Linked DNA regions of Homo sapiens: region 1 is linked to region 2. A link is an interaction called in ENCODE POLR2A ChIA-PET data of the cell type or tissue named here. Cell type or tissue: CD4-positive, alpha-beta T cell. All regions are shown on one strand. Links, peaks and the distances in the headings refer to the core of each region. The heading gives the core; the rest is flanking DNA. Region 1 holds the start of SOWAHA (sosondowah ankyrin repeat domain family member A). Region 2 holds the start of CCNI2 (cyclin I family member 2).

Region 1 (5,370 bases), core at 216-5,215, 67 kb before region 2:
AATGGAGGACTGTTTATTTCATTGCTCAATCAAAACATTCCATGAAAGACTGCCTTAAGTAATTTCAAAGGCTTCACTGATACATATGGGGGTGGGGAGGGAAGCTCCACTACCCCATGCCACAAAACTATTTGATATAACTAATGACATGCAAACACAATTTGCAAAAGCAGAGCATTATCACAATATGACATTTAAAAAATTGGTTGAGTAAACAGATTTCATATCTTTAAAACATAAAATAATTACACTGTATTGAGCCTGGGAAATCTTGGCAATATCTACAAACTTTCTCATTTACAGATAGGAACAAAGGCCCAGAGAAGTTAAGCCACTCATCCAAGCTCACTGAGCAGAGATTCTGCATTTGCTATTTTGGAATAAGTTGTCTACTTTCAAATGGTTTTTTAAAATGGGTATTACATACTTTTTGTTTGTACAGAACAGTCATATAAAATAGTTGCTCCTTAATTGTATCCATTACTATTTAATCGCTCATTTTTCTGTAATACTATTACTTTTTTAATAGTCACCTATTTCACTGAAAGGCTCCACTGGATTTGAAAACCAGATTCAGAAACATGGCACAAAGGTGCAATTCACAAACCACAATTTTTTTAAAAAATTAAGTAGTCATGCCAAATCAAAATAGCCACCCACAAGTGCCAAACACGTTTCTATTTCATGATGGAGACAACCACAAATTAAAAGTATCTGTCAAAATGTCTCTTTTCTCTAAGTCACCTTTACTTTCAAGATGTACTTGTTTGCAAATATTTAGCATTCACAGTACAACTGAAATTAGTTACATTCATAATGGTCACAATCGTTATTCTGTGTTCAAGACTCTCCAGAATCTTGATTGCCTAAAACGAGGTAGATAAACTTTTAAGTTTGTTGGTTGGGATTAATTTCCTTTAGATCTTGATCATCTATTTTTTAAATAGAATTCCAAAGTATTTAGCAAAAAAAAAATTGAAAATGTCTAAGCACTTTGCCTAAAAGTGGAAAAATATAATTCCAAAAGGTTATTACGAAAGTTGCATTACCTCATTTCAATTTAAAAACAGAATAAAAGCATCAAATTACAAAACCACCACATATCTTAAAGCTGACAACCTAACATCTTTCAACATTTAAAGAGACCCTTGCTCTAGCTCTGTCTTGGGATTGTGTAGCTGCAGAGGCATCAGGTGAAGGCTTTCAGGGGCCAGACCAGCTGCTGCCCCTTAACCTTTGACCCTGGATTTCAAGTTCCCTCTAGAGTTCAGGCCTGTCTCCTGGAGTTCTTTATAGGAAGCTCTCACTGATTTCTCAAATCCCATCTCTGGAGATGGGTCATGCTTCAGAAAGAAGCTGGAGGTGCAGGCCCATCTGGGTAAAACAGGCTGCCCTGGACAAAGCTGGAAACAGAATGAGGCTCCAGGCGTTGATTGGGCTGCAGTCTTGGGCGGGTTTGGACTGCGACGAGCAGGCCACGATAGATCAACCAGGTGGTAGCCCCAGGGACCTTCAGGTTGTTGGAGGCAAACTGGGCACTAGACCAGCTAAAGGCCCCGGAGTAGGTCGACGAGAGATTTCTGAGAAGGCTGGCAGACCACCGCGGATCTTTGTCTTTTTACGTGGAGCCATGGGCGAGGCGCTCAAGAACTTGCTGAAGGAGCTCGACTTCTTCAAGCCTCGGGCCAGGTCCTGGAGCATGAGGTCGTCAGCCAGGACGCCCAGAAATGCACTGGTGGTGGAACTGAGGATGGTGGCGGCCACCTGTACGGGGCGCCTGGCAGCAAGACTGCCACTTCCACCACCGGTCGCATCTGGCTCCGTGGTGCCTCGCAGGCCTGGATCGCCAAGAAGGCGGCGCAGCGCGTACGAGGAGCCGGGCCGCAGGTACTGGTAGGCGCGACGCCCGCTGTGATCACGCACGTGCACCTGGGCACCCAGACGCACCACCAGCAGCACGGCAGCGTCCTCGTGGCCGTGCAGTGCAGCCAGGTGCAGCGGCGTGTAGCCGCCGTGGGAGCGTGCGTTCACGTCGACTGGTGCGCCACTGCGCCGCGCGACCTCCACCAGCTGCAGCGCCATCTCGCCGTCGCCGCTCTTGGCGGCCCAATGCAGGGCCGTGAAGCCAGACATGAAGTCGCGCTTGGCCGCCAAGCCGCGGTCGCGCAGCAGCAGCCCGTGCAGCTGGTGGGTCCAGCGGCCCCCGGCAGTCCGCACGAGCCACTCGTGCTCGGACGGCTCCAGGGGCACCGCGGACGGCGGCGGCGCGGCGGGCAACTCCTCGGCGTCAGGGCTCAGCAGACGCGGGCCGGCGCGCGACAGGCGCCTCAGGTGCGGGGAGCGGCCCGGGCCCAGGCCGAGGCCCAGACCGGACTCTTCCACCGAGAGCCGCCTCAGCAGCAGAGGGGAGCTCCGCGGGCTCGGCTCCTCCGACAGCTGCCGGCGCAGGCCGGGCTCCTCCGCCCGGAGGCGGAGCGTGGCGGGGGCCGGGACGCAGCGCACCGGCAGCATACAGGGCTTCTGCTGCGGCGGCCCTTTCGCTGCCCCGGGCCCGGGCTCCGCGTCTGGCGGATCAGAGCAGGGCGATGCCGCCTCAGAAGGGGCCCTAGGCGGTGGGGCCGCGTCTGCGGAGGGTCTCTCGGTGGCCTGGGCTAGCTCAAGGGCTGGAAGCGGTGGGTCGGCGGACCGCTCCCCGGGCGGCTGAGCGGGCTCGGAGGCCGGCCCCCCCGGGGTGTCCTGTGGCTCTGTTGGCAGACCCAGGTCCCCTGGCGGCTCCACTGGCCGCGGCACCCGGACCAAGGGCGGAGCTCCCGGGGCAGAGGCGCTCCGCGGCAAGACCGTCGAAGTGGGTTTCGACGGCTGGGCCGCTGCCCCCGGGGGGCCGAAGGGTGCGGGCTCGGGCTCCGGGGGCCGGGGCTTCTTCCTCAGCACCACGAACTTGACGCCGTCGAGCTCCTTCACCACCGCCACGTTGTTGACGAACTGCTTGAAGCGGTCCCTGCGGGCGGCGCGGCCCCGCGGGTCGCCGGCATCGAGCAGCGGCTTGAAGCGGCTCAGCAGCTCGGAGTTGCGCACCTTCCCGCCGTGCTCCTGCAGGAAGCCCAGCACCGCCGCCTGGCTCACCCCGGCAGCCGCAGCGGCGGCGGCGGCGGCCAGCGCCATGGTGGGGCCCTGGGTTCCTGGCTCCCGGGGCGGGTGGGCGCCGCGTCGCCGCGGGACGCGCGGGAGCGGGGTTCCGGGAGGCGCGGCCGCGCTCACCTGGTGCCTTCCCCGCGGCCAGCCGGGCGTGTCCCCGAAGCTGGACCTCGGTCGCGCCAGTGCCGCTGGGCCGGGGCGTCTCGGGGCGAAGGGCGCCGGGGGCCGCGGGGAGCGCCCACCCCCAGCGCCCCGCCGGGCCCCGGCCTTCGGGGTAGGTTTCTGCCTTTGTATTCTGTCCAATGGGCGCCTGCTTCCATCCCCCGCGCCGCGCTCGCCTTACAGGTGACAGCTGCCCCCGCGATGCAGAGGGAACCGGAGCAGAAATTCCCGCCGCCCCCCGCCCGCCCCAGAATTAAAGGCGCAGCGCTCCAGCTCTGGTCTCGGTTGCTAGGTGGGTGTGTTCCCTAGGGACGCCGCGGTCCGCCAAGGAGGAATGGATTTTTATTCCTTTAATAAACATTTAACCACTGCAAAACACCAAGCGATGATTTCAGAACAATCTTTTTTTTTTAAAGGTCGTCAATACCACTCCAGTTTTTTTTTTTTTTTACTGTGTTTCATGCAGGAAAACGGCTTCATGAGATTTACAGCAAAACCAATTCACTCTGCGCGGCAATGCACGTTACTCTAGGTTTAGAGAGACGTTTTCAAAAGCAATTTTCTCATGGTAAGAGAATACATTTTCACGTAGAATTTGGGGTATAAAACCACAGGAAACATAAACATAACAGGAAAACATAGAGGAAAACATAAAGAAGGAAAAAAAATCACTTGAAATCACCATTAACATTTTGAAATATCCTCTCCCTGTCTCCCATGTGTGTATGTATGTTTATGCTTTAAAGTAAGAAAGCAATGCGGAGTCATGCCATGGTTTTAAACCTTCGTTTGTTCCACAGATAGGTATTGAGCACGTAGTTTGTGCCAGGACTTTTTTTTTTTTTTTTTTGGCTAAGATGCGTCAGTTAGCAAGACAGATTTAAAAACCCGTGACCTAGTGGGGCTCATGTGTTGGAGGAGAACAGAAGCATATGGTGAATCCGAAAACTATATGATATACTAAATACATGCTATGAAAAAAGCACAGCGGGGTATAACGGATGAGGGTCAGGTTGCAATTTTGATCTGGGCAGTCAGGATAGTACTCGTTGTGAAAGTGACATTTAAACAAGGACTTGAAGGAGATCAGGGAGTTATGTAGACGGGGAAGAGGTTTCTAGTTGAGGGAACTGCCTGGCAGAGGTAGAATCAGTTCCTTAATTTAAAATGCAGGCCGGGCGCGATGGCTCACGCCTCTAATCCCAGCACTTTGGGAGGCTGACTTGGGCGGATGATCTGAGGTCAGGAGTTCGAGACCAGCCTGGCCATCATGGTGAAATCCATCTCTACTTAAAAATACAAAAATTAGCTGGGTGTGATGGCACGCACCTGTAATCCCAGCTACTCCGGAGGCTGAGGCAGGTGAATCGCTTGAACCCGGGAGGTGGAGGTTGCAGTGAGCTGAGATGGCGCCACTGCACTCCAGCCTGGATGACAAGAGCAAGCCCTGTCTCATAAATAAATAAATAATTGCAGTACTACAAATATATCTAACCAGAAGCAGCATATTGTAGTAGCTGAGAAAACAAGACTCTGGAGTCAACATTCTACACTTGAGTTCTGGCTCTACCTTGGGCAAATGCCTTGACTTCTCTGTGCCTCAGCTTTCTTGTCTGTAAAGGAATGAGGAAAATAGTACTTACCTGCTCAGATGGTTGAGAGAATTAAGTGAGAAAATAAACACAAAAGACTTAGCATAATGCTTGGCTTACAGTAATCATTTGAATTATTATTAGTAGTATAGTCACTACTATTAGTATTACTCAAAAGGAAAACAGAAGACTAAAATGTAAAGGGTCCCCTTTCCCCAATCCAATCCCCAGGGGCAATTTCTGAGTTCAGCCCTGTCCCCAAGATGCAAACAATTTAAACATTTCCCCCTCACTTTATATTGTGAGCATTCCTCCCAATGACAATAGCTAGTCTAGTCTTCAAAAACATACAACTTTTAATGATAGCATCAAATAAATGTAGTATTATACTTTGTTTTCTTGTTCTTCATTGTTTATATTGTTTCTAGTTTTTAATTCTTATAAATGATGCTGTTGATATATAAGACTTTGTGCACCTTTC
Region 2 (5,322 bases), core at 1-5,000:
AGATGCCACAGTGAAATTCAGCCATCCAGCCATGCCTGAAATGCTCATGGGCCCCTTGTACTTTACCCCCAGCACATGGCCCTCCTGTCCCTCTCAGGGGTCCCAGAGTTCCCAAGGACCAGCTTCATTGACACAGCCAAGTCCTCAAGTCTCAAGCAGCTTTCTTAGACATAATTGCTTGGGGTGGATGTTAAGTCACATGGTTTGGGAGGCCTTTTTCCTTGCTCAACAGCAGATGCCCCTGTTTAGAGAGAGGTAGCATCTGTCATCAACCAGTGAGGCCAGATGTATCTGTCAAGAGTTCAGGTCTCTAGGTTTGGTGGGCCAGGACAGTTCAGCTGCTCTACTTGTTCATTTGTGGGGTCTCAAAGCCTGACAAGCCGATGGAAGGGATAGCAGAGATGCCGGCAAGTTGGTGACTTTTTCAAAACATCCACCATACCTAAGGGCACAGACCTATCAGGAAACTGGAGTCCTCCAATGTTACACCCCTATACCTCAAGTGCAGCCCAGTGTGGACTTCCAAGGATGCATACCTCCTCTTCTTCATTAACTTTTGCAGCGAGCCTCAAGGAAGTAATTGTGGCGCAATGCAGGTATTTCTCTTTTACCTGCAGTATGGAACAAACACATTTGAGCAGAATATGAATGCCAGAAACAAACTGAAAAGCATCTGTGTTTGTTTTCTTTTATACACTTTTTTGACATGGAGTCTCACTCTGTTGCCCAGGCTGGAGTGCAGTGGCATGATCTTGGCTCACTGCAACCTCCACCTCCTGATTTTGAGCGATTCTCCTGTCACAGCCTCCTGAGTAGCTAGGACTATAGGGGCGGGCCACCACACCTGGCTAATTTTTGTATTTTTAGTAGAGACAGGGTTTCACCATGCTGGCCAGGATGGTCTCCAACTCCTGACCTCAAGTGATCCACACCCCTTGGCCTCCCAAATTGCTGGGATTACAGGCGTGAGCCATTGCGCCCAGCCGTTTGTTTTAATAAGCTTTTTTTTCCCATTTTTAAAAGGCTCAATTTCTCCACAAGACAGAATGTTAGTGCCGTTTTTAGATCTGACCAACGAAGATGCTCCTGATTTCAGAACTGCAGATGACTGGGCAGTATTCCTTCATTTCGGGACTGACTGGAGGTGGGAAATATGGCACCTTCTCAGGGAACCCAGTCTCATCCTAGCCTCAAGCTGCCCTCGACAGGTCGAGACAAGCACATCCTACCTCATTACACAGGAAGCCCTTTCCCAGCTAGGTCCTCTCACGCTCCCCAAGTCCAATCCTGATGACTACATGACCCTGAGACAGCCAGTGTAGGATGTGGAGAGGTTCCAACACCAGCTCTTCCACTCGGAGCAAGTTAGTTTATACACCTTGGTTTTGAGCATCTGGAAACCCTCACCTCTCAAGCAGGAATGGGGAGCAAAGGTTAGTTTCTTCTCTCACCATCTGCCACCGTCCCTCAGAGGCCTCCCTACCTTCACTGAAATCAGGAGGCGGCCAAAGATGGTGAGGGCCAGGTTAAAAGTGGACTGGGAGAAGTAAAAGGTGTTCTGAAGCCGCAGGAGCCACAGCACGACTTCCTCGAAGGCGTCGCAGATTTCATCCTGCTAGGAAGAAGAGCAGGTGGGGCGAGGAAGGTCGCTAGCGGCCACTCCTGGTCCCCCAGCAGCAGGAGCCTCCTGCTTAAGGTGCGGGGGGTGGGGCAGTGAGAAGTCCCTTCCTCTGCATGCCCGCTGGGAGTAAGCGCCCCCCGGCGCAGCGGCTCACCCATCACCCCCACCCCTCGCGCCCACTTTTCGTCGTAGGCTGAGTTCCTTGATTCAAACAGGCCCTCTTCCGAAGGCCCTGCTAGCAAGACGCCCTCCTAGAGAGAAGCTGGTGGATCCAGCCTCGTGCCTCTCGTGAGGGGCCACACCTGGGGAAGGGCCCGGCCTCCAGTTTCAGAACACCCGAGCGCGGGTGCAGGTGGAGGCCACATCCGCCTGCCGTGCACGCGCGAGGAGGGCCACGCGGCAGCGACGGGTACCTGGGGTTTGCCGCCCCGCCACAGGCGCGCCTCGCGGTCCTGGGCCAGCTGCAAGTGGCAGAGCAGCCGGCGCTCGTCCAGGTCGCCTTCCAGGTTGCGCGGCTTGCGGGACTGTGGAGCCGGCCGCGGAGCTTGCTCTGGGGCGGCGGCGGGGACCGCGTCTGCGGTTTTCCCGGCTGGCGCCGTACCGCGCCGGGGCCGCACGGGGACTGCTGCGGACGCCGCGTGGAGGGAGGCCGCTCCGGGCTGGCGGGTCCCAGGGCACCTGCTCCGGTTGCTTCGGGGCAGAGGGGCCTCCCCCGGAGACGGCGGGAGAGGAACGCCCAGGGCTGTTTCCTCCAGACCGGCGCCGGGACGCCCGCCTGGGCTCTGGACGGCGCTGACCTCTGAGCTCGACGGCTGCGGCGGGAGCTGAGCGCCCGAGGCCATGTCGTGAGCGGGATCCTGAGTCTGAGTTGCCGCTTAACCCGGCATTTTATAACCCAGCTCCCGGAACACTGCAGCCTGGGGCGCCGCCGGGGGAGGTGGGGAGGCGGGCTCGGCGGGCCCCACCCACAACGCTCGCGGTGGAGCTACCTCTGGCGCACCGGGCCGCGCCTCGCCTCCTGGGCACTCGCCCCGCGGGTGGGCGGCGCGCACCCAGGATGCGGCAGGACTGGGCGCGCACAGGCGGGTGGCGGACCCCCTCCCTTCCCTCCATCCCCGCTGCTGCCTAGCGCACGCCTCCTCCCCCCTGCCGGCCGTGCTCCCTGAGCAGAGCCCCCAGCCAGGGGTGGGGCGGCTGGAGACTGCGCCCGCCTTGGGCCAGGACTCCCGGACACAGACCCTGGGTCTTACCTCACATTACACACTTGGGGACACAAGACCAGGTAAAGAAGCAGCGAGAGCGCCCTCCTCAGACAGGCTTGAAATGGAATTCCAGACGCGCTGTGTGATCTCATGCATGTGTCGTGACCTCTCAGAGCCTTGGCTACCTCTTCTCCGAAAAAAAAAGTGATAATACCTCCCTCACAAGGTGATTCATTCATATACATATATGTTTATGTATCTATACATACATATATAGCTATAAACGTATAATAAGGAAAATCATACAAATCATATATATGTATACACATACATACATAAATTTTAGGGGTGGATCTTGCTATGTTGCCCAAGCTGGAGTGCAGTGGCTATTCTCAGGTGTGATCGCAGCACACTACAACCTCAAACTCCTGGACTCAAGCTACCCTCAACCTCAGCTTCTCAAGTAGCTGAGACTTACAGGTGCACACCACCACACCTGGCTCCTAAGTTATATTTTGTTTAAAAAATTCATTACATTAAATGTATATTAAAAATATATGGGAATACCAGAAGGACAAGAAAGAGAGGAACAGAAGAAATATTTGAAACAATAACGACTGAGAATGAATATTTCCAAATTAATGCCAAACACCAAACCACAATTCTAGGAAGCTCTGAGAACATTAAGCAAGATAAATGCCAAGAACTACACCTAGACATTCCTATTTAAACCGTAGAAAATCAAAAGAAACTATCAACAGAGTCAGCAGACAACCTATAGAGTGGGAGAAAAGTATTAGCAAAGTAAGCATTCGACAAAGGTCTTAATATCCAGAATCTGTAAGGAATTTAATTAAACAAGCAAAAAACAACCCCATCAAAAAACAGGCAAAAAGACATGAATAGACTTCTCAAAGGGAGATATACAAGTGGTCAACAAACATGAAAAAATGCTCCACATCACTAATCATCAGAGTAATGCATCTCACACCAATCAGAATGGCTACTATTAAAAAGTCAAAAACCAACAGACGCTGGTGAGGCTGCAGGGAAAAGGGAATGCTTATACACTGCTGGTGGTAATGTAAATTAGTTCAGTCACTGTTGAAAGCAGTTTAGAGATTTCTCAAACAACTTAAAACAGTACTATTCAACCCAGCAGTCCCTTTACTGGGTATATACGCAAAAGGAAAATAAATTGTTCTACCATAAAGACACATACATTTGCATGTTCATCACAGTACTAGTCACAGTAGCAAAGACATGGAGTCAACCTAGGTGCCCTTCAGTGATCGACTGGATAAAGAAAATGTGGTACATATACAATATGGAATACTATGTAGTCATTAAAAAGAATGAAATCATGTCCTTTGTAGCAAACATGGATGAAGTTGGAAGCTATTATTCCAAGCAAATGAACACAGGAACAGAAAATTATATACTACATGCTCTCACTTTTAAGCGAGCATTGAGTACACATGGACGTAAAGATGGCAACAGTAGACACTGGAGGCTACCAGAGCGGGGAGGGAAGGAGGGGACAAGGGTTGGATAACTATGGGGTACTGTGCTCAGTACCTGGGTGACAGGATCATTCATACCCCAAATATCAGCATTGCACAATATACCAGAATCTAAAATAAAAGTTGAAAAAAGCCTGCAGGAAATCAAGATTAAAAAAAAAAAATCTCAAAAGAAGCTGGCCTGTAATCTCAGCACTTTGGGAGGCTGAGGTGGGCGGATCACTTGAGGTCAGGAGTTCAAGACCAGCCTGGCCAATATGGTGAAACCCTGTCTCTACTAAAAATACAAAATTAGCCAGGTGTGGTGGCACATGTCTGTAGTCCCCGCTACTCAGGAGGCTGAGGCACAAGAATCGCTTGAATCCAAGAGGTGGAGGTTGCAGTAAACTGAGATCATGCCACTGCACTCCAGCCTGGGTGACAGAGGGAGACTCCATCTCAAAAAAAAGAAAAGAAAAGAAAAAAGAAAGAAAGAAAGAAAGAAAGAGCAAGCAAAGCTGGGAGCAGGAGCTGGGTAGGATGAGGTGGAAATAAGATAAGGTGGGATAAGGATAAGAATCACATTGGACTTGTCTTCGGAAATCATGCAAGCAAGAAGAGAGTGGGGTGAAATATTTAAAATTTTGAGAGAAAACCCCCACCATCCTAGAATTCTGTATTCAGTGAAATTATCCTTCAGAAGTGAAAGAGAAATACTTTTACAAACAAAATTGAAGGTATTTCTCACCAGTAGACCTGCTTTGCAAGAAATGTTAAAAGAAATTTTTCAGAGAGAAGGAAAATGATATAGGTCATAAATTTCGACATAAAGAAAGAACTTTAAGGAATAAGTGAAAGTAAAATAAAACTTTTGTTTTTCTTATTCCTAATTGATCTAATAATCATTTATTCAAAATAATAATAATGTATTTGATGATTGTAGGTTATGGATAAGTTGAATGAATGACAATAATGATACTAGCCATGAGAGGGAAGA

Evidence for each region. ChIA-PET counts read pairs that join two places held together with the same protein. Peaks named below come from ENCODE experiments on the same cell type or tissue, not always from the same donor. Only the 100,000 strongest peaks of a DNase experiment are listed, where the experiment ranks them.
Region 1: POLR2A ChIA-PET joins it to region 2 with 5 read pairs; 17 of 35 experiments call an interaction of 5 or more read pairs at or near these places.

The regions. Positions count from the first base shown.
Region 1 is chr5:132,811,414-132,816,783 of GRCh38, reverse strand. SOWAHA (sosondowah ankyrin repeat domain family member A) reads right to left here and starts at 3,482. Exons shown (of 1, transcript NM_175873.6): 1 at 1-3,482. The coding sequence starts at 3,162. The coding sequence ends at 1,513. RefSeq lists enhancers at 1,337-1,837, 1,838-2,338 and a silencer at 2,378-2,447. In CD4-positive, alpha-beta T cell, for the core only: no CTCF peak of the experiment used is centred there; DNase peaks (open chromatin) are centred at 2,483 and 3,043; H3K4me3 peaks cover 699 bases; H3K27me3 peaks cover 2,022 bases.
Region 2 is chr5:132,744,637-132,749,958 of GRCh38, reverse strand. CCNI2 (cyclin I family member 2) reads right to left here and starts at 2,533. Exons shown (of 6, transcript NM_001039780.4): 1 at 2,035-2,533; 2 at 1,484-1,612; 3 at 537-611. The coding sequence starts at 2,463. RefSeq lists silencers at 2,171-2,360, 2,381-2,450, 2,461-2,880 and an enhancer at 2,971-3,050. In CD4-positive, alpha-beta T cell, for the core only: CTCF peaks have their summits at 2,696 and 2,901; DNase peaks (open chromatin) are centred at 2,018, 2,588 and 2,918; H3K4me3 peaks cover 1,589 bases; H3K27ac peaks cover 234 bases.